Linked DNA regions of Homo sapiens: region 1 is linked to region 2. The links are chromatin loops, found by intact Hi-C in ENCODE. Cell type or tissue: endothelial cell of umbilical vein. All regions are shown on one strand. Each heading gives the region's core, and the rest is flanking DNA. Links, peaks and the distances in the headings are about the cores only. Region 1 overlaps LOC124900894 (small nucleolar RNA U13). Region 2 has its middle 38 kb from the start of CDKN2AIP.

Region 1 (15,977 bases), core at 2,990-10,989, 70 kb before region 2:
GTGAGCATGATGATTGGGTGCTCACACACATATGTGAGATGTACCACCCTCAAACCTTGTTACAATGTCAGCACATTACCCATCTGACCTGAAAAAAAAAGAAAGAAAAAGAAACATATTTGGCTCACAGTTCTGGAGGCTGGGAAGTCCAAGACCATGGCACTGGCATCTGGTGAGGGCCTCTGTGCTGTGTCGTGCCATGGCTCAAGGCAGAAGGGCAAGAGAGGATGAGGGTGAGCGGGCAAGAGGGACCCAAACTCGCTTTTATAACCACCCACTCTCAAGATAACTCACTCCCAAGACAAAAGCATTAAGTCCTCCCTGAGTACAGAGCCCTTTTGACCTAATCACCTCTTATAAGGCCCCACCTCTAAACACTTGCACCGAAGATTATGTTTCCAACATATGAACTTTAGGGGACACATTCAAACCGTAGCAAAAGCATAATAATAATAGCCAGTATTTATTAAGCACTTACTGCTTGCTGGGCGTTAGGTTAAGAGCTTTAGCTGTGTTACTGTATTCTCACAAGAACTGTCTGATGTAGACACCATTTTTATCTTCATTTAACAGATAAGGAATCTGAGGCTTAAGTAAGCCAATTAGTTGGCCAAACAATGGTTCAAGGATTGAAGCCTGTCTCACACCAAAGTCTAGCCCTTAATCTTTTATGCTGTATAGAGTGATCTGACACCATTGTCATGGTTGCCTCTCCATTTTGTCCTGAGGCTTTGCTTGCAAAAGTCGGCACTCACTTGGCAAGCACTGTGCCTCCTCCTCGGGCCAGAGTCAGAACCCTGAATGCATCCTCCGGCAGTCGGGGCTGAAGCTGTGGGAAGCACATGCTGGCTTTGTGGCTGTAAAGTTAGAAACTGCTACAGCAGAGGGGCTTGACAGGGAAGGTTATGGGAAATGTCCTAGCCAGGGACTCCATCTCCACCCACTACGCAAATAGAAATGAAAAGACTTCTATTTTGGGATTAACTGGGTTCTTTTATTTGTAAATCCTTTCTAAATATTAATCTAAGCTCCCAACCCTCATGGCTAATGTTTCCTTTAAGTTTCCAGTTAACACATGGGAAAATCATTGCAAATCCGTGACAGCCTTGGCACCTACTCTTGAAGAGGTGGGTGTCTGAGACTCATGGAACCCTAGAGGCAGCCAACACCTCAGGCATCACAGTGCCTTCATTTTCTAGTGAGCTGACGATCAGTGTCGAGACTCTGACCCGGCCTCCAGACTCAGATTCCAGGGCTTCTTCCCCTCTGCTGCGCTGCTGGAATCCACAGCCCCAGCTGGTGCCCCAGCCATCAGAATATCTGCCCTTTTCTCCAGGAGAGAGACTGAACTCCATGCAAACATTAGCCAAACACAAGCCATGTCCTGGAAGGCATGCTGAGAGCTGGCAGAGAGGGGAAGGTGAGAGATGGAAGCGCCTGGCCCTGGGTAGATATAGCAGGAGCACAGGCAGGGCCATGGATGTACCCAATCTGGGGACCATCGCAGGGAGCCCTGGACTTCATGAACAGGAGGACTCTGGTCCTGCTTCCTAGGACGACCTTAAAGAAACATCAGCCTGAAGACTTTGGGACCATCCCAGGCCCAGCCAGGAGTTGAGACATGAGGACTTTCTGGGCACAAAAGTTAAAAATTGAACTTGCACCATCGCCTGAGTCAGCTTTGCTGTGTGCCCTTCTATCTGGAGCACTTATGTTGCACAACTCCAGGGAGCAGCATTTCCATAGAACACAGTGTCAATCCCATCACTTTCATTCTTTCTCTTTAACCAGAAAGACCAACTGTAGAAAAGGTAAGGTGTTGGCCACTCATTCAACAAGCCTTTGTTGGGCATCTAGTGCCAGCCTCAGGGCCAGGCCCTGGTTATACAGTTAACAAAGTAGTCATGGTCCCTGCTTTCATGGAGCTTGAAGTGTAACAGAGTTTGGCAGAAAATACGTATACAATGCCTAAATGAAACCAACTATGGGAAAGACATCAATTGAATACCCACAAGCATCCATGCCCTGGGCTTCCGGGACCTGCGGCCCCCAGCCTGGCAGAGTCACTACCCTCAGACACTCACCAGGGAGAAGTGGGAAATCCCTCCTGAGCCGGGGAAGGGAAAACTCTGCTTCAGTCAGACCTGCCCCCTGAACCTCAAGGAGCTCAGGTCACAGGCTTACAGACCTTTCCAGAACAGTGAGCCTTCCTGGGAACCCATCTAAACAGCTGACCATGTCCCAGAGACTTTAGTGCCGCCTGGAACTCTGGAGGATGTGACGTTCCAACTTGAAGCAGCTCAGGATGTCCAGTACCAGCATGTCTAAGTCTGGGGTGTGGGAGGGGCCGTGGAGGGGAGGCCTGCCGTGGGTCTCCTGTTGACATGCACCTGCGGCCGCCAGGCTCCCGTGTGCCACAAACACAAGCGCTCTTTGCTCTCTCAACAGGTTGTTCCATTCAGGTTTTTTGAAAACAGTGCGCTAACCGGGTCTGAAGGAGGTCTCTCTCTCAAATTCCCCTGCAAAGGAAATCATGGGATTGCAGTGAGACTTTGTGTCATGGCCTTCTCTTTCATAAAATCCTTGTTGTCTGTAATACTCCTGTTTCCAGCTCAGAGGCTGCTCCCAAAATCAACAGACTTCCCACCCAACTGCAGAGCCCGCAGGTCAAACTCCCCCAAAGAGGATACTATTTTACCCAGTTGAGGTAAAAGAGCCTTTGAAAGTCCCCACCTAATACTCATAAAAATGGTCTTATTTCAGAGTTATTACACGGATTTCTCCCTCAAGAGGATGAAACTTTTCCATAAATTAAAGATTAATTTAATGCAAATGGAAGACTTGGCTCTGAGATTAGAAAGACCTGGGTTCAAATTCTGACTCTGCTACTTAAATCTATGTGGCCTCCCTCGGGTGACTTAACTTCTCTGAGCCTGTCACCTAGTCTGTAAAATAGTGATAGTAACTGTGCCAGCATTCACGTGGTGAGACTGGGGATAGCATAGGAAAGTCTCACAACACATAGTAAGCTCTCAATAAATGAGAGTCCCTATTTTTATTTTGGATTTGGTTTTTCAAACCCATTTTCAGAGGCAGCTGTGAAAGTGCATTTCATCTGCGAGTGGGTGGTTTGTTGTGGTACACTGGCTGAAACAGATGCCCTTTTCCTGTCTTTATGCAACTGGATGCTTCTAAAATTCTTTTTTGTGCCATGGAAAAGGCTTGCCTGCCCATGGATCGCTCTTCCTCCTCCTCCGACATGAGCGAGTGCTTCGTGCTTCTCTCTCTAGGCTGCTCCCTCCCACACTGTACCGTCCATGGCGTTTGTGCTGAGTTCTCACTTTCCTTCAGACTGAGAGGATCAGATACCCTGGTCAGTGACCGTGGTTCCGGTCCACCTGCTCGACCTGGGGCTGCGGCAGGGAGGCTGGATTCAGAGGCAGTGTTTCTTGCCAAGTTTCCCTCAAATCCTGCTATGGGAGAAGAGCTGTGGGTATTATCAGCACAAAGATTCCCACCAACCTTCGCTGGAAGAAAAATATAATTTCTAAGAGGAGAAACACTGAATAAAGAGATTGTATATGTGAAATACTTTGCACCTGTATCTGAATCTTTTCATCCATCCATCATCCATCCATCCATCCACCTATTCATCTATCCATCTGTCCTCCCATCCATCCATCTGCTCATCCATCCGTCCGTCCATCCATCCATCCATCCATCTGCTCATCTGTCCACCCATCCATCCATCCGTCCATCCATCCATCTGTCCATCCATCTATTCTTCCTGCATTACGTATCCTTGTGTTGAATTCCTGTAATAAGCACATCACACACAGGGGATCAGGGATGGAGAAGAGGGGTCCTCTCTGTCAAGTAACTCACAGAACGTTCAAGAAGGCAGACGAGGAAAGAGGCAACTGCAATACCGTGTGACAAGCGTGAGGTGAGGGAGGAGGGAGTGGGAGAAGATACTGAGCACTTGGCTAGGACACGTAGCCTGTGCGGCACCACCAGGGAGGCTTCCCAAAGTTGGTAATTTTTCATGTCCATGCAAAGCATGATGGGAGCCATCAGAATTTAATGCCACGCAGAGAGGAGGGAACGGACAACACAGGGGTAAGGAACAGCATGTGCGAGGCCCAGAGGCCACAGCAGATTCCCAGGCTGGGGGCCAGTGGCAGCCACAAGGCAAGGGCTGGGCTCAGGGCTTCTCTTTCTTTTTTGGGCCATCAACCCCTTGTGCAACTCTGTGAGGTTTATGAGTCTCTTTTCAGAGTCATGTTTTTAAATGCATAAATTAAATACACAGGATGACAAAGGCAACCAATGACATTGAAATACAGTAATCACAACATTAAAAAAATAGTAATAGATGTCATCTATTAACACATTAAATAACAAGATCTAGCAAAGGGGCTCCAAGTACCATGGTGTCTCAGTGGTGAAATGTGTAAATATTTCAAGGTATTGTCAACAACTGCCATGTAATATGAAAATATCTGTAGTTTCCACTGGTGTCAAAATACCGGTGCTCCTAGACCACATGGTTTATTGCCCACATTCCTAATTAAAGAAAATGCTAAATTTCAGTTTGAAGTTAGTAGAAAATGTAATTCCTCCTCCCCACCATTTCCTATTCCCAAGAAGTCCTTTCTTCGCATTCACGGACTCCAGCCTCACAAACCCCTGGTCCTAACTCAGTCAGCTCCTCCTGCCACAGCTCCTCAGTCACTCTGGATTCCATGACCTCAACAATCCCAAATGCGATCATTGACACATTTGTGTCACTGTCCTTCTCGCCTGTGGGCAGGAATTGCGTCTGTCCTTTCACTTCTGTGAATCCAGAGCCCATCAGAGCAAGTCTGCACACATTAGATACTCAGGAAATGTTAAATGAATGAATGAGTCATGTCACACCAAGGATTGTGGACTTTGGACAGGGATTTGGGGGTAGAGATTGGAGTGGCATGATGAGATTTACTATGAATTTCAGAGCGTGACAAAATCAAATCTCTGAGGTGTCCCGTTTCTACCGCATCTATTGTGGCTCAGGTGAGGCAACTGCAAGACAAACAGGAAAAGATAAATAAATCTTTATAATAAGGAAAAGATAAATAGATTTTATTTCACTTGTGGGATTCATGCAACTCCTACCTGAATCTTTAATAACAATGGAAAAAACCATGATCCTGTGGCAAAGAAAAGAAAAAACACCTTCTTGGCCAATTTTAAGACCTGCTGTGGAAAAACAAAAGTGCTTTAAGAAATAAACATAGAAGTAAATCTTTAACAACCAGAGAGTTAATTTAATGCCATGCAGATATTACAAAATATGAGATACAGCTTTAATGTGTCATTAGTTTTGAAACTCAAAAAAAACAAACAAGAATGGACTTTGAATGATAAGAATATGTGTTAGTGTTTCTCGAACTTGAAGAATTTACAGAGAAATAGTTTTTAGGCTTTCATAATATGCTCATGAACCCCAGTTTGAGAAAACACTGACTTAAGAAACTTAAAGTCTTTTTATGAAAATATTAAATATAAATTACCATTGTAAGTTTTCTCATTATATTCTTAGAATTGCTAATTTAAAAAAAACTAAAATAAAAATATAAAATTAAAATCTTGCAGCTATCCAGGCATCTATGATTCCCAGAATGAAGAACTTTGTATTTTAGAAAATTATAATTACAGTAAATAGAATATCTAGTTGCCTGAGAAATAGGTAGTTGCCATTTTCTTTGATGTTGTGATATACTGACAAAACTTATATTTTAATTGTAAGTGGCTGCAACTTAAGGGAAAAAGAAAATAGTAGAATCAAGAGATTCTACTTTTACTATTAATTTATAATTTCTATCTCACCTAACCTATTCCTCTAAATAATCTGAAATTGGCTAAAACAATTATAAATTCTGCAAAACAACATTGTTGCAAGAATTTTTAGTTTATTGATTTACCTCTTCTCCACAGAGTATGTGCAACTTTAAAATTTTGAAAATTAAAAGTGATTTTTGCAACCATCTTTGATATCAAAGGCATGATAAGTAAACTCTTGCTTAAGTGAAGACTAATATGCATCTTGTCTAAATTATTAAATAGAAAGATATTGTCAATGTATGTGTCATCATTGTAAAAAGTTAAGTGGTTATGGACGGGAAAATCACATCTGTTCTTACCAGTTCATTCTTGGTACTATGACTCATGGCTGATTATATGTCTGCTGTCCCTGCTTCCTGTTGGAGGAAGTTCTTGAAGGAAATGACCATATTCTCTTCCTTTCTGGAAAGTTCTTTCCATTCCTGACATAGTTGGCTTTTCTGAGACCATTTTGCAGTGACCACTGCCAAAACAAGGCTTTGACAGTGCAGCTTCCCACTGCCTGGCAGTGCCCACACCTCTTCCTCTCTTCTGCTGCTAACTAAATACTTGACAGCTTTGGCCTGGGCCACCCACTGTCTTACCCTTCTTGCTCTTAGACTTAGCTTTCAGCACAGTTCCCAGCTCAGCTCACTTTTTGTTCGTTTTTTGCATTTCCTGCGATTGTCTCAGGTTAGAATTTCTGCACCCACCCCTAACCCAAGAAACCCCACCTTTGGCTCCCCATGTGTCCAGAATCTAGGAACTGCTCATCACTGTGTGTGAATTAAACTGAATGAAGCGTGGTGATGAGAGGACTCGGGGACCTAAAATGCATTGTGATACATGAATATTTTGTAAGGGCTTTTTAGACCGACATAGTAAAAAAGAAAATTTGCTTCCTCACAACAAAGTTTTGATTTATCGTTTTTGTTTATTTTTAATTTTCTAGCCTCATTCCATAAGGGGATGCTGAGGTTGCTGGAAAAAACTAGAGCCTGACGTATGTTAGGAAGAAATTATTTTAATTTTACTAAAGCCAAAAGATAACCATAGAGCTGGTTGCCTGCCAGGTCCCAGAGCACCTCCCTTCTCCCCCACTTGGGAGTCAGTCTCAGCCATCTCCACGGTGTGGTTCTGGAGTAAAGAGAGCCGGATGGCTCATGTGTCTCAGAGATTTCACAAAGATCTGGTTCAACTCAGGATTGTGACAAACCATAGGCCCTGGTGGCCACTGTAAATATAAGGGTTAATTAATTCACCCTTTCATCCTGTGACATATTCATCCATTCTCTCAACAAACCGAGCCATGCCCTGGGTACTGTACTAAGGCAGATACCGAGATGGGTCAAATGTGGTTCCAGCCACCATGATCCAGTATGACAGGCGTGAAGAAGAGGAAGGGCAGGGTGCTATGGGAGCCCAGAAGGCAGCTCCTAACCCAGAAGGGGAGGTCAGGAGTGAGCTTCCTGCAAAAGCTGATGTTTAAATTAGAGGATTTAACAAGAAGAATGAGATGGAGGAGGCACCCAGTCAGAGGAACAGCAGGTCTGAAGGCTGGGAGGCGAGAACCCCACAGAGAAACAGCAGGTCTGAAGGCTGGGAGGCGAGAACCCCACAGAGAAACAGCAGGTCTGAAGGCTGGGAGGCGAGAACCCCACAGAGAAACAGCAGGTCTGAAGGCTGGGAGGCGAGAACCCCACAGAGAAACAGCAGGTCTGAAGGCTGGGAGGCGAGAACCCCACAGAGAAACAGCAGGTCTGAAGGCTGGGAGGCGAGAACCCCACAGAGAAACAGCAGGTCTGAAGGCTGGGAGGCGAGAACCCCACAGAGAAACAGCAGGTCTGAAGGCTGGGAGGCGAGAACCCCACAGAGAAACAGCAGGTCTGAAGGCTGGGAGGCGAGAACCCCACAGAGAAACAGCAGGTCTGAAGGCTGGGAGGCGAGAACCCCACAGAGAAACAGCAGGTCTGAAGGCTGGGAGGCGAGAACCCCACAGAGAAACAGCAGGTCTGAAGGCTGGGAGGCGAGAACCCCACAGAGAAACAGCAGGTCTGAAGGCTGGGAGGCGAGAACCCCACAGAGAAACAGCAGGTCTGAAGGCTGGGAGGCGAGAACCCCACAGAGAAACAGCAGGTCTGAAGGCTGGGAGGCGAGAACCCCACAGAGAAACAGCAGGTCTGAAGGCTGGGAGGCGAGAACCCCACAGAGAAACAGCAGGTCTGAAGGCTGGGAGGTGAGAACCCCCAACAGTGGATCTACAGCTCTCCAGACAGGATCATCTTCTGCTGACCCTGAGAATCTCCGCCATCAAAAACGTTCATGGAACTGAGGCCACTTCCTGTCTGGGGGCACCCAGCTGGGAACCCTGTGGCTTAAAACCTCCCTCCGCACAGACCTCCTGGGACTCAGGCAGCTCGCCTGTGTCTGGGCGAGAGGTCATTGCTGTAGGGGAGATGTTGCTGGAGGCAGTACGAGGGGCTTAGCCTCAGCGCACATCCTGAGTGGGAGAAGGAGGGGCAGAGCCAAGCTCCCAGTCCCTGCGTAGCTTCCCAGAGTACCCCCATAAGACAAACAAAGCCCCATTCTAACCCACTCTTCCATGTAATCCAAGCTGGGCCTACCACCCTCAACCTCCTTCCAGAAGGTAAGGAGGATCTTACTGTTTGTACCCCCAGACTAATAGAAACAATTCTTGCAGTGTCCCCCCAGGGACCAAATATGTGGAGTCCACATTCACAGAGCATCTGGGGTGTCCCACACACGTGAGGCCCAGGGCTCCCTGCAGTGAGTCTCGTGGTGTTGGGAAACCGCAGCCGGGCACTGGCTGGCTTGCCTCTTAGTTGACCCTTTATTCTCCTCCGGGTGTGGCTGGCTGCATGATTTCGGGCTGGGATCCCGACACAGACCTGTGGACATCTGGGCCCATGCCAAGTTGGTGTATTTCAAACCCCCAGCAATGACAGAAATGACAGAAATGTCACTTAAAACAATCTCCTGTCTATTAAGGTAGCACAATTTTTTTTTTTTTTAAAGAATAAAGCACAATACTGGCAGGACTTTCAGGAAATAAGCATGCCCATATGTGATGGCTTCTTATGGTGTTCCTTTCTTTCTTTCTTTCTTGAGAAAGATCAGACAATAATGTAACAAGAGCTATGGAACTGTTTGGCCCAATAATCCCACTTTTGGGAATACACTACAAGAAAATAATTTCAAAGAAAAAAGCTAATATGTACAAATAAATACACAGCAGCTGCAACTGCACACGGTATAAAACTGGAAACAAACCAGACAAACAATAGAGGAAAGAGCTAAACAAATTATGGAGTGCCATGAAATACTTTATGGCCATTGAAAATGACAAGGACAGGGCCAAGTGCGGTGGCTCACCCTGTAATCCCAGCACTTTGGGAGGCCGAGGTGGGTGGATCACCTGAGGTCAGGAGCAGAGATATGGTGAAACCCCCTCTCTACTAAAAATACAGAAATTAGCCGGGCATGGTGGCGGGCGCCTGAAATCCCAGCTACTCGAGAGGCTGAGGCAGGAGAATTGCTTGAACCCAGGAAGTGGAGGTTGCAGTTAGCTTAGATCACACCATTGCACTCCAGCCTGGACAACAAGAGCAAAACTCTGTCTCAAAAAAAAAAAAAAAAAAAAAAAAAAGTAAAGAAAATGACAAGGAAAGGACCATTTTGACGCATTAACGTTGGAATATTTAAGCAATGATACAATGTAAAGCAGCACACGCATGCTGCATGGAACTATATTTTTGTAAATGCTTAAGTGTTCTACAAACATAACAAGATAGCCTAAAAGGAAATAAGTTGAATTTAAATGTTCACTAGGTCCTTTCTTTGCGTTGCTCAAGTTCATCATTTACAAAGCACAGTTTTCCTTTTTTTTTTGAGACGGAGTCTCGCTCTGTCGCCCAGGCTGGAGTGCAGTGGCGCGATCTCAGCTCACTGCAAGCTCCGCCTCCCGGGTTCTCGCCATTCTCCTGCCTCAGCCTCCCGAGTAGCTGGGACTACAGGCACCCGCCACCGCGCCCAGCTAATTTTTTTTGTATTTTTAGTAGAGACGGGGTTTCACCGTGGTGTCGATCTCCTGACCTCGTGATCCGCCCGCCTCGGCCTCCCAAAGTGCTGGGATTACAGACGTGAGCCACCGCGCCCGGCCACAAAGCACAGTTTTCAAAAGCAGATGTCTCTTTAGAAGGACAACAACCCAAAGGATGGGATCCCTGGGACATGGCCGGGGATGCGCTGTCAGAGCATTCGTTTGCCAGGTCACTTTGTCTCTGACTTGCACGTCATATTTGCACACCTCCCTCAGCCAGAATGCATGCTCCTCTGTTCTCCAAGCACAGCAGTCCAGATGAATGCAAAGGAAGTGGCTTTTCTCATCTCCGCTGCACGTAGTGCCGGGCAGGAATTGACAACAGGGGAGCAGGAAATTTTCCATTTGAATTAGAAGGCTAAGATGTCCCCTACCTTCTCTGGGACAATTGGTCCGTCTGGGCTGGCATTTGCTGTGTGGAATGGAAAGGAGTTATGCTGGAGGAAGTGAATGAGCAACAACCTCATATCAGGGATATTTAAGGTCTGACAGCTGAGAAGCTCATCAGCAACAATCCTGGTGCAAATTGGGAGCTTCTGGAAACAGGGACCACCAATTCTCCTCTCCCAATTTTATTATGATTAGGTCCCAATCAAAAGATTATTTGGGCCGGGCACCGGGGCTCACGCCTATAATCCCAGCACTTTAGGAGGCCGAGGCAGGTGGATCACCTGAGGTCAGCAGTTCAAGACCAGCCTGGCCAACATGGTGAAACCCTGTCTCTACTAAAAATACAAAAATTAGCTGGGCGTGGTGGCACACACCCGTAATCCCAGCTACTGGAAGGCTGAGGCAGGAGAATCGCTTGAACTCAGGAGGCAGAGGTTGCAGTGAGCTGAGATCGCACTACTGCACTCCAGCCTGGGTGACAGAGCAAGACTCTGTCTCAAAAAAAAAAAAAAAAAAAAAAGGAGAGAAAGAAAGACTATTTGGGAACAGCTTTATTGAGCTCTAATTCACATATCATACAATTCATCCATTTGAAGTGTTCGATTCCATGGCTTTTAGCATATCCCAGAGCTGTGCAATCATCACCACAACCAATTTTAAAACATCTCCGTCACCCCTCAAAGAAACCCAGACCCTTCAGCCCTCACTCCCTCATCCTCCTCCCATTACCCCCACATCTAGGCTACCATGAATCCACTTTCTGTTTCTATAGATTTTCCTGTTCTGGACATTGCATATAAATGGAATGGTACAATATGTGGTCTTTGTACTTCTTTCACTTAGCGTAATGTCTTCAAAGTTCATCCAGGTTGCAGCCTGTAACACTACTCCATTCCTCGTTATGGCAAAATAATATTGTGTTATACGAGGAGACCGCATTGTATTAATCCACTCATCAGTTGCTGATCATTTGGATTGTGTCCACTTTTTGGCTATTATTAAGAATGCTGCTATGAACCTTTATGTACAAGTTTGTGGGTGGACGTATGTTTTCATTTCTCTTGGGTGTATGTCTAAGGGTGGAAGTTCTGGGTCATATCGGAGCTCTATGTTTAGCCTTTGGAGGAACCACTGAATTGTTTTCCAAAGTGACTGCACCACTTTGCATTCCCACCAGAGTGTATGCGGTTCCCATTTCTCCCATCCTCACTAATACTTGTTATTATCTGTCTTCTTTATTCTAGCGGTCCTCGTCACTGTGCAGTCTCACGGCAGTTTTGATTTGCATTTCCCTGAGGATGCATGATGTTGAGGACTTTTTCATATGCCTGTTGGCCATTTGTGCATCTTCTCTGGGGAAATATCTATTCAGATCCTTTGCCCATTTTTAAATTCGGTTGTCTTTTTATTATTGAGTTGGAATAATTATTTATACATATTTTAAATGCAACCTCTGTATCAGAGATGTGATTTGCAAACATTTTCTACCAGTTAGTTTCTTTTCACTGTTTTCATGGTGTCCTTTGAAGCACAAAAATTTTGGTTTTGATGATGTCCAACTTGTCTATTTTTTCTTTGATTGATTATACGCCAAAGACTCTTGCCAGGCTTGGCCCTATGGAAACATTCTGTGCGGGGTTTTGGAGGAAATTTAATTTAATATAAAATGTAATTTAACTTAAAACTCCTATATTGCTATCATATTATAAATCCAGTTCGGGATTTAGAAATGTATAAACTCTGTAAATATGCCACTTACAACTCATTAGACTTTTAACTTACAATGCTCCAATTCTTGGAGAGGAACATTTTGAATAATGGAGAATACTTCTTTTCCCCACAGCAGCCGGGGGCCTGACCCTCCATTATCACTTCTCTTAATAACTTCCCAGAGCCTCCACCAGTATCAAAAGATGTCCCAAGTACCTCTCAGAATTTAATATACATATACATTTCTTCCCACAATTTCCACTTCTAGAAATTGATTCTGAAGACATTCTTACAAAGATCACTATTCAAGGATGTTCACCGCAGAATTACTTTGTAAAAGGGAAAACATAAGCCTCATCTAAACCTCCATCCATAGAGGACTGAAGAAATTAAAATTGTAGTATGGAAGTCTCTGGAACAGTTTTAAAAGGTGATGGATCTTTAAGTGTTGGCTTCAATGAATATTCACAATATATTGTTTACTTAAAAAAATAGAGGTAAGGTATGGAAAATATACACTATATATAGTTTTTTTTTTGTAAAAAAACTAACTTGTTGGGCATTCACAGCTTTTTTTTTTTTTTTTTTTGAGATAGTCTCACTCTGTTGCCCAGTGCAGTGGCACAATGGGCTCACTGAAACCTCCGCCTCCCGGGTTCAAGTGATTCTCCTGCCTCAGCCTCCCAAGTAGCTGCGATTACAGGCATCCGCCACCACACCCGTATAATTTTTGTATTTTTCGGAGAGACACGGTTTCACCATGTTGGCCAGGCTGGCCTCGAACTCATGACCTCAAGTGATCTGCCCGCCTCAGCTTCCCAAAGTGCTGGGATTACAGGCATGAGCCACCGCGCCCGACCCGCATGTCGGTATTAATAGCAGATAACCAAAGTGTGCCAAGGAAATATGGCTTTGTCTCTATTTTCATAATTGACCCAGTCTTCTTCAGGGCCCCCCAAGGAACAGAACTTACATTATCTGGGTAACAGCTTTTCACTTTGCTCCAGTTTGAACAGTCTCTCTCAGTTTAAACCGGTCTCTATCCAGTAAGTACTCAGTCAATTCCAGCTTCAAGTCCCCAGGAGGGGTGTTCCTCCGCTCCCTTCCTCCTGCTGGGAGCAGGGGCGAGCTCCTGGTCCTCTGGACTCTGTGGGCCCCAGGCCAGGGTGGGTCCCTGTCCCCCTCCCGCGGCAGGGCAGGCGGTTCTGTCCCTGGGCGCGCTGCTGCTCTACCCTGAGGGAGATCAGCCGCTCCTGTCCCCAGGACCCCTTGGCCTCTGCACCTGGCACCTGGGTGTGGGGCTTCATGGCTGTTTTCTTGAGATGCTCAGGGCCTGGAAGTCCCCCTTGCCTCACAGGCCCCCTTCGCCTCTCACTGGTGCTGCCGCTGCACCGCCAGGTCTGGCTGCACCCGGAGGACGGAGAACCCCACGCGGCCCGGCCCCGGGGCCCACCCTGCTCTCGTGGCTACGCCCCGCTTCTCCCACGGCCACCACCCTCTTCCCCCGCCCCCCTCCCTGGTGGTGGCCTCGCACGTGGCTTTTATTCCTCTCTTCCTCCCCTGGGAGGGGCCGCGCGCAACCCTCACCCAGGCCCTGGGCTCCCTCCCTCCCTCCTGCAGGGCCGGCAGCGCAGCTGTGCTGCTTCCAGCCTTGTTTGTTTTAAGCTCTTGGCGCCCCTGGAGGGGTCCGTGCCAGTCGGCCCTGGTCCTGACTCTACCTAGCAGGGGACTTCTGCTTTGCGGGACACGGCTGACTACAGCCCCCTGACCCCCAGCCCACGTGTCCTGACGGCCCCCTCCTCTCTCCCCTCCACACTCTCCCCACCACTGGAGCCACCCAGTCACCCCTCCAGCGTCTTGAGGATGGAGACATCTCCGGGCCATTGTTCCTCCTTGAATCACTAACGCGGTAGCATTTCTACACGGAATGCCACTTTCTCTGGCCCCAGCCCGTTGTTCACAGATTTGGGGCCACAGCTGACCACAGTCAAATAGAACCTTCTCCAGCAGAGGTTTGGGAGTGTGGCTGCTTTCTCAGCCCTTCAAGGTTACATAACAGGCACAAACCCATTTTCTTTTTTTCTTTTTTTTTCTTTTTGAGGCAGAGTCTCCCTCTGTTGCCCAGGCTGGAGTGCAGTGGCACGATCTCAGGTCACTGCAACCTTCACCTCCCAGGTTCAAGCAATTCTCCTGTCAGCCTCCTGAGTAGCTGGGATTACAGGTGTGCACCACCACACCTGGCTATTTTTTTTTTTTTTTTGTATTTTTAGTAGAAACAGGATTTCGCCATGTTGGCCAGGCTGGTCTTGAACTCCTGACCTCAGGTGACCCACCCACCTCAGCCTCCCAAAGTGCTGGGTTTTACAGGCGTGAGCCACTGCGCCTGGCCACAAACCCCATTTTCTATGTGAGAAATCAGACCCAGCTTCATTCTGTCCCCTCCTCCAGTTCTCCCACTGTGTCTGTGCCTCTCTCCAGGCAACATGTGGTTCCCCGGCCATGCTGAGTCCTGTGCTGCGCATTGGCAGGTGGACCAGACCGTGAGGGCAAGGTCTGGGACACAGCCTGTGAGTCCCCAGCCTCGGGCAGGGGCTGGCTGGGGAGGAGGAGGAATAGACCCATTTCGCTAGAGTGTATCCTCTGCAGAATTTGCATTTGTGAAGTGAGCATTTTATATTTTTATTTTTTTAAAACAGTTTTCACCTTAAATCACTATTCACTTTGCCCTCTTTCCACACACGTTGTTTGTTTTGCCAATCCCCAGGGTCCACTACACTGAAAAGTCCTTCAGCATCTGCAGTTGAGACAGGATGCCAAGCATAATACTTTTTTTTTTTTTAGTTTGAGACAGTCTCACTCTGTCACCCAGGCTGGAGTGCAGTGACACAATCACAGCTCACTGCAGCCTCTCCTGGAAGCCCTCAAACTTCGGGCTCAAGCCATTCTCCCGCCTCAGCCTCCCAAGCAGCTGGGACTACAGGTATGCACCACCACGCCTAGCTAATGTTTTCTTTTTTTTTTCTTTTCTTTTCTTTTTTTTTTTTTTTTTTTTTGAGATGGAGTCTTGCTATGTTGCCCAGGCTGGTCTCAAACTCCTCACCTCAGACGATCCTCCTGAGTAGGCCTTGCAAAGTGCGGGATTACAGGTGGGAGCCACTGCACCAGACCACGCCATGTGCAATACTGAAATAACATCAGTCATGGCCATCGCAGAACTCATGCAGAGTACACACAACACGTGCGGGGACATGTGTGTTACCCGCCCAGGGCCCATCGCCCCTTGAGGCCTCCCTGAAAGATCTCCATCCCCACCCCAACCTCATTGTGATCCACACTCCCTGAATATGTGTCCCCGGGGAGGCCAACTAACCTCACCCCAGTCAGGCTGGGCCCATCTAGCCTGAGAGAAGCCTACTCCCCGCCTCCTGGTGATGGGTTCCAGAATGGACTGGGACCCAGTTCTGTCCAACAGGAAATGAGAACGCCCAGGGCTTCAAGGAAATGTCTCATCAGGTCTAGAAGGATCCCTGAGAAGAGATGGCCCCTTTCTTGGCCTGGATGTGATACACAGAACTGCCCCAGCCATCCTGCTTCCAAGGAGGAGGTCAGCCCTGGTGACGGCAGAGTGGAGAGGTGGAGAGAAGTGGGTTCCTGACGAAACTGCACCCCATGGAGCCAGCCACCCCGAAGGCTGCCCGGCCTCCTGGCCTCCTGCTCTGGGAACGTAGATTTGCTGATTTCACAAGCCCCCTTGCATCAGCATTTCCAGTACAGGCAGTTCAAAATGTCCTCCTTGATATTCATGGGCAGGGCCCACTTTCTTGGAATTTACTTCCAGCAATAATGATATGCAAGTGAAGTTTTATGCATTAAGAAATTTCTTAATGACTTT
Region 2 (15,977 bases), core at 4,099-12,098:
CTCCCGAGCAGGGGTGCAGGCCCGAGCACCCGCACGTGGCGTGCGCCCCTAGCTCCTCCCGGGGCGGCAGCTCACCAGCCCCCGCCTTAGTGGCTGGCTTCCACCCAGCCAAAGCCAGGAAATGTCTGTCCTTAAGCCTCGATTTGTTAATTATTTAAGCACTCTGTGTGTGTGTGAGAGAGAGAGCGTGTGTGTTTAATTTCCTTTATTTAAAAAGCACGCCGAGCCCACTGGGACCGCGGTGCTGAAGAGGCCGCCGGGCCCGGGAGAGACTGCATTCTGAGAACCAGCCCGCAAGCCCCGAAGTCGGAGATCGCAAGGTCCTAGCGGCAACAGAGCCTCCTAGCGATGGCAGCGAGCCTCGCCCCGCCTGCGGTGAACCCGCCCCCGCTCACCCCGCCACAGGTCCGGCGTCTCCCGGGTCCGCCGCGGCCGCGGGCAGAGCTAGGAGGGCTTCTCAGCCCGCGGGGCAACCCTGCTGCGGCTCCATCCAGAACCTCCCGCTGCCAGGCGCCGGGACCGGGGACGCTGGCCCCCGGATTCAAACCTATCATGGTGCATGATAACACATAACATAACATAACATAACATAACATAACATAACATAACATAACATAACATAACATAACATAACATCACAACACCACATCACAACACAACACAACACAACACAACACAACACAACACAACACAACATAACACTGAGCGTTTAGATTCAGCATGTACTCTGGGCCAGGCTCAGCTCTAAGCTGGTGCGGATCACCACGATGACCTCTAGAGTCTCCTCTGAGGTGGGTTCTACTGTTAGCCCATCTAACAGATGAGGAAATGCAGATAGAAGTGGTGGAGGAAGTGGCCCAAGCTCAGGCGGTGGCTAAGTGACTCCAGGGCAAGCCCCTCGCCCCCTGTGCTGGAGGAAGCCCGCGCCCAGGCTCTGTCGCTGAGCAGGGCACGCCTTCCACGCAGCACCCAAATGCATCGAACACTGTGCACGCGCACGAGAATAAGAAACCGTGACAAAAATACGGGTGCATCAATGTAGAGTAATGAGAAGGCAAAGCTGTTTGTAAGCACGATACAAAACCCAGAAAACATCAGGGGAAAAAATGGAAAAGCCCGACCAAATACAAAATTTTAAACCTAGGTTGGCTATAAAATAATATACCACTGAAGAACTGGGGCCCGGCATGGTGGCTCGGGCCTGTAATCCTAGCACTTTGAGAGGCCACAGCGGCCTCCCAAAGGATCGCCTGAGGCCAGGAATTCAAGACCAGCCCGGACAACACAGTGCGATCCCGTCTCTATTTATTTAAAAAAAATAAAAGAGGAAGTACTCGCGGTACAGCACAGAGGATTGCTTGAGCCCAGGAATTGGAGACCAGTTTGGGTAACATAGCAAGTCCTCGTCTCTACTAAACAACAACAACAAAAATTACTCAGGCACGATGGTGCACATCTGTATTCCCAGCTACTCTGGAGACAGGAGGATGGCCTGAGCCCAGGAGACAGAGGCTGCAGTGAGCCGAGATCGTGCAACTGCATTCCAGCCTGGGCAACAGACTGAGACTCCGTCTCCAAAAAAACAAAACCAAACCAAAACTGAAGAACTGGGAAAATATTCATGATACTTATTAGGAATGAATGGCTAAGTTTACTAATATCCCCAAAACTCTTAATGACAAAAGATGTAAACACACATTTCAGAGAAGGAACTAAAAATGGAGGATAAGCAAATTGAAAAGGTGCTCAATTTCCTTCCTTCCTTCCTTCCTTCCTTCCTTCCTTCCTTCCTTCCTTCCTTCCAGACGGATTCTCACTCTTTTGCCCAATGGCACAATCTTGGCTCACTGCAACCTCCACCTCCCAGGTTCAAGCGATTCTCGTGCCTCAACCTCCCAAGCAGCTGAGATTACAGGCATGTGCCACCACTCTAGGCAAATGTGTGTATTTTTAGTAGAGATGCGATTTCCTCATGTTGGCCAGGCTGGTCTCGAACTCCTGGCCTCAAGTGATCCACCCACCTTGGCCTCGCAAAGTGCTGGGATTACAGGCGTGAGCCACCGTGACCGGCCAGGAGGGCGTTTTTCACCTGTAACGTTTGCAACTGTGAGTTCACATCAATTGCCCCATTTTCAGTTCTGCACCGGAGACTTCAATCTAGTTTTCTTGTTTTCCATAATTATAACTGTTCTCTCTAGTAGTGAGAAACTCGGCTCCCGTCACTCTCAATATATTTAGTTACGGAGTCCTCCCCCTCCATGTATCCAGTCTCCCATTCCCTCTGCCCCACTATCCTACTGCTTGGACTTGGGTACCCTTCTCTGGCTGCTGCCTCCACTGCCCCTACACAGATGCCCCCTCTAACCATGTAGATTCTGCCACCCTACTGTGTCCTCTCTACCCCGCCCCCACATGTACACCTACCTCGACGTTGTTGGCTGTACATTCCCTGTGGGTCTTCCCTTCCATGCAGGTGACCTCCCTGCTTGGCCCCTCCGTTAATTCAGACATTAAAGATAAATGCGGCCGGGCGCAGTAGCTCAAGCCTGTAATCCCAGCACTTTGGGAGGCCGAGGTGGGCTGATCATGAGGTCAGGAGTTCAAGACCAGCCTGGTCAACATAATGAAACCCCGTCTCTACTAAAAATACAAAAATTAGCCAGGCACGGTGGCAGGCACCTGTAGTCCCAGCTACTTGGGATGCTGAGGCAGGAAAATCGCTTGAACCCGGGAGGCAGAGGTCACAGTGAGGTGAGATCATGCCACTGCACTCCAGCCTGGGCAACAGGGTGAGATCCTGTCTCAAAAAATAAAATAAAATAAATAAAATAAAGATAAATCCACTTGTGTGGAATGATTGGCTCAAAGGCCATACCTCTTTGAATACACATTGCCAAATTGCCTTCCTAAGTGTTTGTGCCAATTGATCCTGCACTGAGAATCGCATCTGAGTGCCTGTTTAACGACACCTTTGCTGGCATTGGATATTATCTATATTTTTCCAGTCCCTTTTTCTTTTGGTTTCTTTCATAAGGGCTGTGCCCAGGACAGAACGAATTCCAGAGCTCTTTATGGAGCCATCTCATCCAGCCGCCTGACTCACCTACGTTCATACCTCAGCCATCTGATTCGTTTTGATCACCAGTTTTGATCTGATTAACTGGTGAGCTGCAGAGTACTAAGCCATTGGTATAGTTACCACATTTCTTTAATGAGCTCATGCTCCCCCCATTCAAAAAGTAGTGACTGAGCAGCAGTATGATGTGCTGGGTTTTATAGGAGTTTGCAAAGATGTGTAAGTTACAGTCTCTGGCCCTCAATGCTCTTGTATTCTTGAAAAGGGCAGATATTCAGATGATATTATGAATACAGCGGTCATGTGATAAGAACTCCAACATAATCTGGGGTTCAGGTTATGCACCTGGAAAGTGGTGTGTCCAAAATCTTCCAGTGCCAATATTCAGAGTGATTCCACAGTTACACGCCACCACCCTGTAAACTCACCTCCCTCTCCTTCCCAACACAAGCCCTGTGCCCCCATCAGACTAGTCTCCTGGCCTCCAAATGCAAAAATACACTGTGTTTACTACTGATGGCATATCTTATCAGAACCCCTCCCACTCCTCAGACAGCTGCATACATACGTTCTCTCATTTAACTCACACAGCAACTCTGTTGAGGCAGTTATTTTAATCTTCCCTCCTTAGATACTGACACTGACTTCAAAGATGGTCTTGCCAAAGGTCTTAAAAATGGGGCAGAAAGTTGAACCTAGGGATGTCAGACCCCAAATTGTGTGGGCATCCTTCCCTTGCCACGGGCAGCTTCATTGCCAGGGTGTCCTTCCCCATGTCCTGCTCTTCTTCCCGCAGGGACCACCCTCCCTCTCTGCCCAGTGCCTGCCTCTTGGTTTTATGTAGGTTTTATCCATCCATCAAGGTCCAGCTGAAAAGCCCACAAAATTTCCCAAATCCTCCCGGCTGAGATTTCTCCGGGAAGCTGAATCACAGTCTTTGGTAGACTTTTCACAAGGTCATCTGGCAAGGTTTTGATGGAGATAGATGGGATCTCCAAAGGAATAATTCCTGGGCCCCAAGCTGACTTCTAGTGACATCCCCAGAGTCACGTGTTCCTCTGGGTGGAAACTCTTTTAAAACAAATGTTCACCTTATTCACTGGGCTTGATAAATTCTCCCTGGGTGAAGGCCACGTGGAGCCCCTGGTCTGATGGGGACAGGAGGGACTGTGTGTGAAAAGGAAATTAATTCAATGCTCGCAAAAGGAAGATTCTATCAGGAAATATACCTAATTGGTGTAAAAGGCCACTGTGGTTGTTGGCACTAAGCCACTCACCCTGCCAGCCTCAGTGCTTAGTGTATTTATGTCCTTTGTCACCTTCCTAATTGGAAGGAGTCACTCTACTGACTCACCATCTTTCTCCCCTTTATGGAAGAGCCGTGGGAGGTAGTGTCACTCAAGGTCAAGGGCTCAGAATTGGTCTGGGTCTGCAGTGAGATGGTGTCATTACCCTGAGAGCTGCTTGGCAGCGTTTGGAAGGTAAATTAGTGTCTTCAGTTGAAGACTTGCTGCACAGATGGCCACCTTAGTTGGCGTGACATCTCACTTCCTTGTCTCCCCCTCAGAGGAAAATGCCTGGGCTGGCTGGGCCTCATGACTATGAATTTCCATTACTTTTTTTTTTTTTTCCAAGATGGAGTCTCGCTCTGTCACCCAGGCTGGAGTGCAATGGCGTGATCTCAGCTCACTGCAACCTCTGCCTCCCAGGTTCAAGCGACTCTCCTGCCTCAGCCTCCCGAGTAGCTGGGACTACAAGCACGCGCCATCACACCCAGCTAATTTTTTGTATTTTTAGAAGAGACAGGGTTTCATTAAGTTGGCCAGGTTGGTCTTGAACTCCTGACCTCAGGTGTTCCTCACCTGAGGAACCTGACCTCAGGTGATCCACCCACCTCGGCCTCCCAAGGTACAGGAATTACAGGCATGAGCCACTGCACCCGGCTGAATTTCCATTACTTTTGAAACACAATAAAATAACTAGAAAGAGAAGCTTAAAATCAGCCCAGTACTAAGAATGTACCCATGAGGACGACAGAGGCAGCAGGATGTCGAAACTGTGCTTGGGAAGCAGGCAGCTGGGCGGGCGCTCAGACACGCTGACTCAGGAGCTCAGTCTGCCCCTCATCGCTCTTCCCTTCACTCAGAGAATTCTCTTGCCCCCAAATGCAAGTGTCAGACTGCTGAAAAACTCCTTGAAGTTCAGGCATTTCGTCTTTCTACCCTCCTGTCCACCCTCCTGGCAGAGGCAATGAATCAAATTTCTAACAGCCTCTCTTTCCTCTGCAAGCTTGGCCACGTCCAAAGGGAAGTCATCTTAAAGCTGGGATGGAGAAAGAAAAGAAGGTATAAGCCATGCTCAGAACCTTCTGGGCTCAACTCTAGTGTGTGTTCCCACCCAGCCCCAGCCTGAGAAGGCTTAGACTGAGAAAAGCCAACCAGATCATAGAAAAGCCCTCGGGGACAGGGACCAAGGCCCTTGGCCCTCAGCCTAGCTTGAGCTCCCAGCCAACAGCCAACTCTGATTTTCCAGCCATGTGCAAGACCCATCCTGTAAATGGATCCTCCAGCCCCCAGTGCAGCTGCCCTGGGGCCCAGTCAATGCCATGTGGAGCTCATATGAGCTTTCCCTCTGTGTCCCAGCTGCAGATCTGATGATCTGCTATTTCAGTGAAGCTTTGGGATGGCTTGCTACTCCGCAACAGATAACCGTAACACCAGGGTTCCAGCATTCCCTGAGGCAGCTCAGAGGGATGCTGACCACTCAGCACGCCTCAGGAAGGGGCCACTGGCCAGCCTCGCACAGGCAAGACGATACAAGCCTGTGAGATGGCATCCAAACGGCAAGCCCAGCGCTGAACACCTTTTACACACCTTTCATGCTTTCCAGCCCCCTCTCCCACTACTCCTCACCCGTATCCTTGGATCTTGGGAACCTGCTCAGTATTTGGGAGACTTGACCACGGTTGCTGTAACTTAGTAAATATAAATGGGGAGTAGGAGCCCCAGTCACCTTTTCTCCCAAGTCCAAGCCCATTACCCCCGCTGCCGTGGGGCCTTTTGCGGGCTCCCTTCCACACCTAGCATGTTGCTTTGTGGAAAATGGATTCACAATGGGAACAAGGGGAGTTTGGGGTCTAGGAGGAAATCCAAGGGATGTGATTGCTGCAGGAGCCCAGGCAGGAAGGAGTTCAAGGAGATCAGGACCATTAATATCACGTAGAATAGAGAGGCCATGAGAGAAAAGAGACTAAAGCATCTAGATATGGGAGAATGGACATGAGTTCCAAGAGCAGAAGGGACAGAAACTAACTTGGGGTGGCTTAGAGTGAGTAGGAGGGAGGAGGTAGAGCCGGTGGGTGCTCGCAGGCAAGCCCATCCTAAAGCTTGTGGAGAAGGGAAGGGAAAAGGTATGAAGCAGACAAGGGGGAGGTGGAGGGCTAGGGAAGATCTCTAGTTTCTAGGATAGTTTGGTTTTTAAGAATGAAGTTGCTGGCCAGGTGCGGTGGCTCACGCCTGTAATCCCAGCACTTTGGGAGGCTGAGGCGGGCGGATCACAAGGTCAGGAGTTTGAGACCAGCCTGGCCAACATAGTGAAACCCCGTCTCTACTAAAAATAGAAAAAATTAGCTGGGCGTGGTGGCGGGCGCCTGTAATCCCAGCTACTTGGGAGACTGAGGCAGGAGAATCGCTTGAACCGGGGAGGCGGAGGTTGCAGTGAGCCGAGATTGTGCCATTGCACTCCAGCCTGGGCAAAGGGCGAGACTTTGTCTCAAAAAAAAAAAAAAAAAAAAAGAATGAAGTTGCTAAGCAAGTTTATTCAAGAGAACAGCTGAGAGGAGGGGCTGACCCTAAGGCCTGGTCCCTGGACCGTCTCCTGGTCCAGAATGCAGGAGCTGTCCCTGAGCAACCGTGGACATGCTGGGGGCTGAAGGGACCCACGGGGTGCAGGGAGCCAAGCAAGGAAGGAAGTGCCTAATCAAAGGACTGTGTTAGCGCCTTCCGTGCCCGCGTGCAGGAGGGGCTGTGGGGCAGCAAGCCTTCGCCAGGCCACGGGCCTGGAAGCAACATGTGCCTGCAGCTGAGCTCTAACTCTTAACTCAGATGGTCTTCTACAGACCAATAAAAATAGCATTTTCCAAAAACAGGTTGATTACCCCTTATCTAGAATGCCTTGGGCGAGAAGTGTTTTGAATTTTGGATGTTTTTTGGATTTTTAAATATTTGCATATACATAATGAGATATCTTGGGGATGGGATCAAAGTCTAATTCATTTATGTTTCATATACACCTTATACACATCATCTGAGGGTAATTTTATAAAATATTTTAAAATAATTTTATGTAGGCCAGGCACGATGGCTCATACCTGTAATCCCAGAACTTTGGGAGGAAGAGGTGGGAGGATCACTTGTATCCAGGAGGTGGAGGTTGCAGTGAGCCAAGATCGCACTACTGCACTTCATCCTGGGCAACAGAGCGAGACTCTGTCTCAAAAAATAAAATAAAGGCCGGGCGCGGTGGCTCACGCCTGTAATCCCAGCACTCTGGGAGGCCGAGGTGGGCAGATCACGAGGTCAGGAGATTGAGACCATCCTGGCTAACACGGTGAAACCCCGTCTCTACTAAAAAATATAAAAAATTAGCCAGGTGTGGTGGCGGGCGCCTGTAGTTCCAGCTACTCGGGAGGCTGAGGCAGGAGAATGGCGTGAACCCAGGAGGGGCAGCTTGCAGTGAGCCGAGATCGCACCACTGCAGTCCAGCCTGGGCGACAGAGTGAGACTCCATCTCAAAAAAATAAATAAATAAATAAATAAAATAAAAATAAAGGGTAGCTTTTGGCTACCCAGGGCACACTGCCTATGGGGTAGCCCTGCTCCTCAAGGGGCAGTTAAAAAAATAAAAAGGAGGCCGGGCGCGGTGGCTCACGCCTGTAATCCCAGCACTTTGTGAGGCCGAGGCGGGTGGATCACGAGGTCAGGAGATCGAGACCATCCTGGCTAACGCGGTGAAACCCCGTCTCTACTAAAAAAACACAAAAAAATTAGCCGGGCGTGGTTGCGGGCGCCTGTAGTCCCAGCTACTCGGGAGGCTGAGGCAGGAGAATGGCGTGAACCCGGGAGGCGGAGCTTGCAGTGAGACGAGATCGCACCACTGCAGTCCAGCCTGGGCGACAGAGCGAGACTCGCAAGGACAGAAAACCAAACACCGCATGTTCTCACTTATAGGTGGGAATTGAACAATGAGAACACTTGGACACAGGAAGGGGGACATCACACACCGGGGACTGGCGAGGGGTGGGGGGAGGGGGGAGGGGGAGGGACAGCATTAGGAGATATACCTAATGTAAATGAGGAGTTAATGGGTGCAGCACACCAACATGCCACATGTATACATATGTAACAAACCTGCACGTTGTGCACATGTACCGTAGAACTTAAAGTATAATAATAATAAATAAAAAAGAAAAAAAAAAAGATGTGCTCTATTCTTTCTTTATGTAAAAGAGAGCAAACCTGGCCTATCCACGCTGCAAGTGGTTGTGGAGGGGCTGGCCCGCGCCCCTTCCGCGCAGTCTCCTTCCGCGTCACCTCTGTGACCGCTGTGCCCAGTCGGGCCCCACAGAAGCGGCAAGCGACGTCCTCAACCGCAATCTCGGCTCCTCGGGCGCCACCCAGTGGCCTCGGGGCGGAATCGCGGGCGAGCTCGGAGGGGCTCGGGGTGGCGGGGCGCAGCGCGGCGCCTGTAAAACAACCCTTTGTCTTCAGAAGGCGCTTGTCCTGCCAAAGCAAAGCACCGTGCTTTACAGCTACTGGAAGAGCAGTCCTGAGAAACAAAGCCCCGATTTTTTATAGCCACCGGGGAAACCAGAGCCCACTTCCTTCCTCCAGGACCAGGGCTTTATTGATGCGGATCATCTTGTTTCAGGGCTGACCTGCTGCCATCCCTCCAAGAGAGACAGGAGAAAGATTGAAGCTCTCTCAGGGAATTCATCAAAGGTTTTTCTGTTCAGGTTACCAAACTGTTACAAAGAACTCTCTTATGGATCTCTTTCTCTTTCTTTTCTTTTCTTTTTCTCTTTCCTTTCTTTCTTTTCGTTCTTCCTTTCTTTTCCTCTTGCTTTCTCTTTTTCTTTCTTCTTGCTTTCTCTTTTTCTTTCTTCCTTCTCTTTCTTGCTTTCTCTCTTTTTTCTTTCTTCCTTCTTTCTTTCTTCTTTCTCCTCTTCCTTCTTTCCTTTCCTTCCTTCCTTTCTTTCTTTTCTTTCATTCTTTCCTTCCTTCCTTTCCTCTTTCTTTCTCTTTCTTCTTTCTTCCTCTCCTTTTTTTCTTTCTTTTCTTCTTTCTCTTCTTCCTTCTTTCCCTTCCTTCCTCTCTCTCTTTCTCTTTCTTTCCTTCCTGCCTTTTTCCTTCCTTCCCTTTCCTTCCTTTCTTTTTCTTTCTTTCTTTCATTTTTTTCTCTCCCTTTCTTTTCTTTTCTTTTTTTTTTTGAGTTTTTAAATAACACTGAGCGTGATCTGCCCTTCCCTGCACAGCTGAGAGGAAGAGACTTGGGGGTACGTGATGAGTGACACCTTTAGTGCCCTTCTGTGCCCTCCTGTCAGGGAGGGAAACAGCTTCTGCCTCTGGGGGGGAGATGCCAGGAAGCTCAGCACGGGACCAAAGGGGGCCCAGGTGAGGAGGGTGTTTGGGGCGGGGAGCCAGTAGGCACCATGGGCCCTGGTCTTCTTCAGGCCTCGGTGCCCACCGTCCCCCACTCCCCCAGACAGCCATGCATCCAGGTGCTGTGACCAAGTGAGGCGATACAGTGGGTGCTAGACCATGAATTCAATTTCTCCTAAAGGAATTCAGGAGAAACCATGTCAGAATAAAGGTTTCACCAAATTCAAGAATGAAAACTCCGAACCAATTATTAGCCAAAGACGATGATGCAGGGAAGGTGGCCTTCCCAAGCAGGGGGGTTGCGTTGAAAGTTCTGCTGTGAGCGATCAAGTTACTTAACCCTCTGAGGCTCAACCTCCTCTGCTAAATGGGGATGTCAATGACACCCACTTCATAAGACTGTTGTGAGTTTTTATTGAGGTGATATACATTTAACGGTGATCAATTTTACTCATAGACTTGAGTATTAAAAAAAGTGCCACATTCAGAATGTTCCCAAATCATATTAAATCAGCTTGCCTGTATGGTGAGAAATTCAATCCGTTGAATTTGAGGTGTCCTTCTTGTCTCTAGGATCACATGAGAGTCGTTGGTAACCCTGTCGTGTCCAGAAAGCCAGTGCTGGGCCTTTAGCTCTAGTCCATCAGGGTAATGCCAAACCCCGGCCCAGCCCAGTCCCTAAGACTGACAGCCATGGAGGGCAGGGCCAGGCCTCCCAGGGCCCCCTCCCAACCAAGCCCTCTGGGTTACTTCCTCCTTCCTGAGGGGGCTGAGTGTGGGCTGGTGGGGCAGGGCTTGTCTTTATTACTAGCAGAATACACACACACACACGCACACACACGGACACACACGCACGCACACATCTATTCCGCTGCCAGCCTTAGGAGCTGTCTCCAAGACTCTGGCACTCTGCACCCTCCACCTCTTGCCCTCCAAGGGCTCTGTCTTGTGCCCTGAAGGAGAGATTTCACACAATCCCCAACATGAGGCTGGAGAGCCCAGTACTTGGGATGGCAAAGGAGAAACAAAGACAACAGCAAGAACGACAACGTGGAAAACACAGATTAATTCCTCAGTGAATCACCCTGTAAAACCATAGCACATGTACAAGGCAAATCCTCAGTAACTGGGAATTGTCATCGATGTAAGAGGCTGGATTGGGGACACATAAACTATTGTCATTAGTGCTGTATTATTGCTGTGCTGCGGCCTACTCAGCTGTTCCTTTTGTTGTATGGACCTACCTGCCCATTGGTGCCCTACTGGTCTGGATGTAGGCTCTGGATAGCAGAGAGCAGCTTGCTCAGAGCTCACTCAGGGGACCTGCCTAAGCCTTTGCTATGTGAGTTTCTGCTGTGTGTGTGTGTGTGTGTGTGTGTGTGTGTGTTTTCAATATCTACAGAGATAAATCAGTTCAAACAAACTGTGCTGTGTAAGTGACCTGCCCTTGGTGAGCCCTCACTGCAGATTTGATCTTTCAACCACAGGAGAGAGAACTGTACTCCAGGGGAGAGAATTGCATCGGGTCAGGAGGTCTGGGCTGTCCTTCAGCCCTCGGTGGCTCTGTGCTCGGCCTCTGCACTGGGACCTTGACGTTCACTATCTTGGGTTTTTCTCCTCTGATGGGAGATGGGGTGGAGGCAGGGGATCCCACCTTCCCTGCCTACCTCCCTGGGATCAAAAGAGGTCACAGGATATTCAGTGGACACATTCTGAAAAACACTTGTCAGACGAGGTAATTATATTTCAGATAATAACGTGAGCAGGGAAATGCCAATGCCTGAAATTCCCTACGTCACAAAATAGCTTCGTGCTAGCCTGATACCCAGGCGCGACAGAAACTCAGAGCCCATGCCTCTTTCTGGCCTCAAGCTTGCATTCTTCCATGGGGAGTGACCGGGCCAACCATCTCTGTCATCTACTCCCAGCCTCCTGCCACTTGCCGAGAGTGGGGGCTGTGGAACCATCCCTTGGGGCCTCTCGACCTGTCTCTATCCCACCTTCCTTCTCTTCCATACCACCCCACTGGCTTCCTGGACCTCCTGCTTGGGGCAGCCCTGGCCCCTCCTCACTGATCACTGCCACAGGGGAGAGAGGGCTGAGCCTCGCAGAGAAAAAGCTGGCGTTTCATGAACGTGTGGCATGAGCTGCATCGTCTCATCAGTGCTTGTACAACCCTCTGACTTGGCCTTTTCATTTTTACAGATGAGGAAACTGAGGCTCAGTAACATGTTCAGCTTATGCCCAAGTTCACACAGCTGAGAAGACACAGAACAAGACCCTGCGCCTTCATCCCTGGACCCTATCTCTGCAGTGCCAGAGGGGCTCCGAAGCCCGGGTCTCCACCCCATTCTCTGCCTCTCCTAAAGGGACTGATTCCCAGCTTGGCCACAGAGTGTGGGCAAAACAGAACTGGCCCCACTCAGTCACCTCTGAAGAGCTTTCCCAGCCCAAGAGGAAGACACCCAGCTAAGCAGACCAGCTGCCTGCAGAGGCTTTGGGGAGACGGTGGCCCCAGGAGGGGTTCCCATTGATTCTATTTCAATAAGGGAAATGTAATAAGTATTTTTTGTCCCAATGGTCAAAAAATGACAACAAATTTAGTTTAAAGATCTTAATTGTGGTCGGGCATGGTGGCCCATGCCTGTAATCCCAGCACTTTGGGAGGCCGAGGCAGGCAGATCACTTGAGGTCAGGAGTTCGTGACCAGCTTAGCCAACATGTTGAAACCATGTCTATTAAAAATACAAAAAAATAGCCGGGTGTGGTGGCGTGCATGTGTAATCCCAGCTACTCAAGAGGCTGAGGCAGGAGAATCGCTTGAACCTGGGAAGCAGAGGTTGCAGTGAGCCGAGATCGTGTCACTGCACTCCACCCTGGGCAACAGAACGAGACTCTGTCTCCAAAAAAAAAAAAAAAAAAAAGAAAACCTTAATTGATTATTTATTTGTGATTCCAGAATCAGGCAGCCCCTGTACTGGAATAGGTTCAAAGCACTGTGGCCAGACAGCACGGTGGTCAGGCAGTAGCAGAGGATAGAAAATGGAAGGGCAGCCTAGCGCTGAATGGTTGCAGCTGGGCATTTGCCTAAGTTGACTCAGTTGACCACCCATGGTTGACTGAAGCTCAGCTGCTGTAATGAGTGGAGGCTCAGCTGTTAGTTACAGAAGTATGCTCCTACGTTAGGTTTTCAGTTAGTTTCTGAACTAAGCCAGGCGGCAGTTTGTTATGTCAGGGCTCGAGTGCGGAGGCATCCTCGGGCCAAGTTTAGGTTAATTTAACACCACTGAGAGACCGCAAGATGACAAAGAAAAATCCAGCATTGACAAGGCACATCTAGAAATTTCACAATACTTCCCAGCCTCCGTGACTCTTGTAAATATTAATTTAACCCTCTGGGTAAATTGGTAATAAAATTCTCTTTGTATTAAGGCAATGGTAAAAGTTAATAGGCTGTAAGCCAGAATAATTCCTGGGTGGTTTTATTGCGGAGCATGTGAGTGCCTCGAATTGTACTGTGAGGCACTGAGTTTCTAGGCCACACTCCATGACTGGAATAGCATTATCGTTGACTCATGTGGCATTCCCATTATTGTTATACAACCTGGTACAAAGCAGGTGTTCAATAAACATCATTGTAAGGCCATGTGCAGTGGCTCACCCCTGTAATCCGAGCACTTTGGGAGGCCGAAGCGGGTGGATCACCTGAGGCCAGGAGTTCAAGACCAGCCTGGCTAAGATGGTAAAACCCAGTCTCTACTAAAAATACGGGTGTGGTGGCACGTGCCTGTAATCCCAGCTACCTGGGAGGCTGAGGCAGGAGAACCACTTGAACCTGGGAGGTAGAGGTTGCAGTGAGCCGAGATTGTGCCACTGTACTCCAGCCTGGGCAACACAGCGAGACTCTCTCAAAAAAAATTAAAATAAAATAAAGATAAACATCATTATAGTGAGTATTGAACTCAGCACACATAGCACAAAACAAAAATCTAGGGGCTACAGTTAATATTTTTTTAATGTCCATGGTTCAGGAATGGATCTAGAAACTTCTTCCTTTAGTGCCCTAAAACAGAGATCCTAGAAAACTAAGATGCTTTCGTTTGGGAAGTTTCCTGATCCCTTGTAGAATCTTCCTGATAGCTGACCCCAGTGCTCAGAACGATAACAAATTCTGAATTTTGTACAGGAAGTGTGTAAAAAAACACATTTTACCACTGACCTCAACAAAAATAACAACCCCAGTCAAAGATCTAGTGACACCAGAATATCTTTAAAAAATGCCTGTAGGCCGGGCACGGTGGCTCATGCTTGTAATCCCAGCACTTTGGGAGGCCAAGGTGGGCGGATCACCTGAGGTCGGGAGTTCAAGACCAGCCTGGCCAACATGGAGAAATCCTGTCTTTACTAAAAACACAAAATTAGTTGGGCGTGGTGGCAGGTGCCGGCTACTTGGGAGGCGGAGGCAGGAGAATCCCTTGAACCCGGGAGGCAGAGGTTGTGGTGAGCCGAGATCGCGGCATTGTATACCAGCCTGGGCGACAAGAGCGAAAAGCCACCTCAAAAAAAAAAAAAAATTGCCTGCTACCTGGTCACTAAACCTCAGGAATCCAAGGCCCCGGCTCACTCGGTGCTCACAGTTTGAGGGTGACATCTACCTGGTCTCTCTAAAAGAGCAAAACATCATTCCATAGCGTCACTATGAACAGCTGGCCTTCCCGTCATTCTCCTCACTTCATCCCATGATCAGTCAAGCCAGGAAGGAAGAAGTCAGTAAGACACTGACGCCTTTCCTGTTAGACAACCAGGAAGACCCGCGTTTAGTTATCACACTGTAAATCAATCCTGACACCTTCTCCGTGATCCTAGGTCTTCCTGTGATATTCACTGTTTTGTTTATGTCCTTTTGCTTTAATTCAAGACCCTGTGACCGCATCGTGCCCAGCTCATGCTCTGCATTAGTAAAATAGTGGCCGCTGTGGCGTTGGGGTGTTTTTCTTGCCCTCGAGTTTAGCTCAAGTACTGGGGCTTTCATGTGCAGACACACCGTGATGGGTGAGCAAGGATCTGGAGGAGCCTGGAGGGTCTGGGGCTGGTGGGTGGTTCTGGAAACTAATGACTCTAGTGCCCCACCATTCACCTGACTCCGCCACTGTCTCTATCTCTTTTTCTTGTGATGCTTCTCAGTTCTCCTGCCCCCAGGCAGCCGCTGTACTGTCATCTGCTTGTCATTGTCTATGTCTCCTGCCCAAGGGAAGCCTCATCCTGCAGTGATCCCTCGTAGCCCTCCTGCCTCATCGCCTTTCCTGCGCAGCCTCTCAGCAAAGTCAGGTTCCACCGCTGCCAGCCTGCCTCTGCGTATTTCAGAGAGGTGACCTGGTGGACAAGGCAGAGCTCTCCAGGTCAGGCCCCTGCAGGGCCGATGACAAGCCTACCACGTGGCCCAGAATAAGACACCAGGTGCCAGCAGCAGCCTGGTTCTGCGCAGGTGCAGCTGTGTTTCAGGAGCAGGCTGAGCGCGGCAGGGGCTGTGACGGACACATCCAGGACAACAGCCCGGGGCACAGGAGCCTTTCCTCTGCCCTCTATTTGGGTTTATGCATCCGTTCATCTGGTCTACTTGGGGTCAGCAAGGTCCTCCGTGTTGTTGAGTCTGATGGCCAATTTCCAGGCCTGGTTCTCCCTGACTTTGCGCAGGCATCCGACCTGCTGTCTCCCTCTCCTCCTGGAAGAAGCTCGGCCCCAGGACACCACACTCGCCTGCCGCCGCCTGACTCTCCCGGCAGCCCCTTTCTTGGTCTCCTTCACTCTTCTGCCCCTCCCTTTATCGTTCCCCAAGCAAGGGCTACAGATTCCTTGATTACCTCATTGATGTCATTGGTCTGATCGCTTTGAATACCATCTCCACGCTGATGACTGGAATTTACACCTCCATCCCAGGCCTCCCCCTGAACTCCAGCTGCAGACTCCCGGCTGCCGACTTTCCACTCAGTTGTCTAACGCTCATCTGAAACCTAAAGTGCCCAAACTCCTGATATTCATTTCTAAGTTTATTTTAATTTTTGTACATTAAAAAATTTAGGCCAGGTACAGCTCATGCCTGTAATCCCAGCGCTTTGGGAGGTTGAGGCAGGAGGGTCACTTGAGCCCAGGAGTTTTGACCAGCCTGGGCAATATGGCAAAACCCTGTCTCTATTAAAAATATATATAAATTGAGGCTGGGCGCGATGGCTCACACCTGTAAT

The links. Peaks named below come from ENCODE experiments on the same cell type or tissue, not always from the same donor. Only the 100,000 strongest peaks of a DNase experiment are listed, where the experiment ranks them.
Region 1: it touches region 2 in a loop (5-fold over the local background); 5 of 110 quality-filtered maps call a loop at or near these places.

What each region holds. Positions count from the first base shown.
Region 1 is chr4:183,329,313-183,345,289 of GRCh38, forward strand. It overlaps LOC124900894 (small nucleolar RNA U13), which reads left to right; the gene lies at 1-89. Among named protein-coding and RNA genes, the nearest start is that of CLDN24, 15 kb to the left of the region's middle. RefSeq lists an enhancer at 5,399-5,568. In endothelial cell of umbilical vein, for the core only: no CTCF peak of the experiment used is centred there; a DNase peak (open chromatin) is centred at 6,219; H3K27ac peaks cover 2,468 bases.
Region 2 is chr4:183,398,508-183,414,484 of GRCh38, forward strand. No RefSeq gene overlaps it. Among named protein-coding and RNA genes, the nearest start is that of CDKN2AIP, 38 kb to the right of the region's middle. RefSeq lists enhancers at 1-237, 8,887-9,066, 9,303-10,141. In endothelial cell of umbilical vein, for the core only: a CTCF peak has its summit at 8,754 (motif pointing left); a DNase peak (open chromatin) is centred at 8,784; H3K4me3 peaks cover 452 bases; H3K27ac peaks cover 459 bases.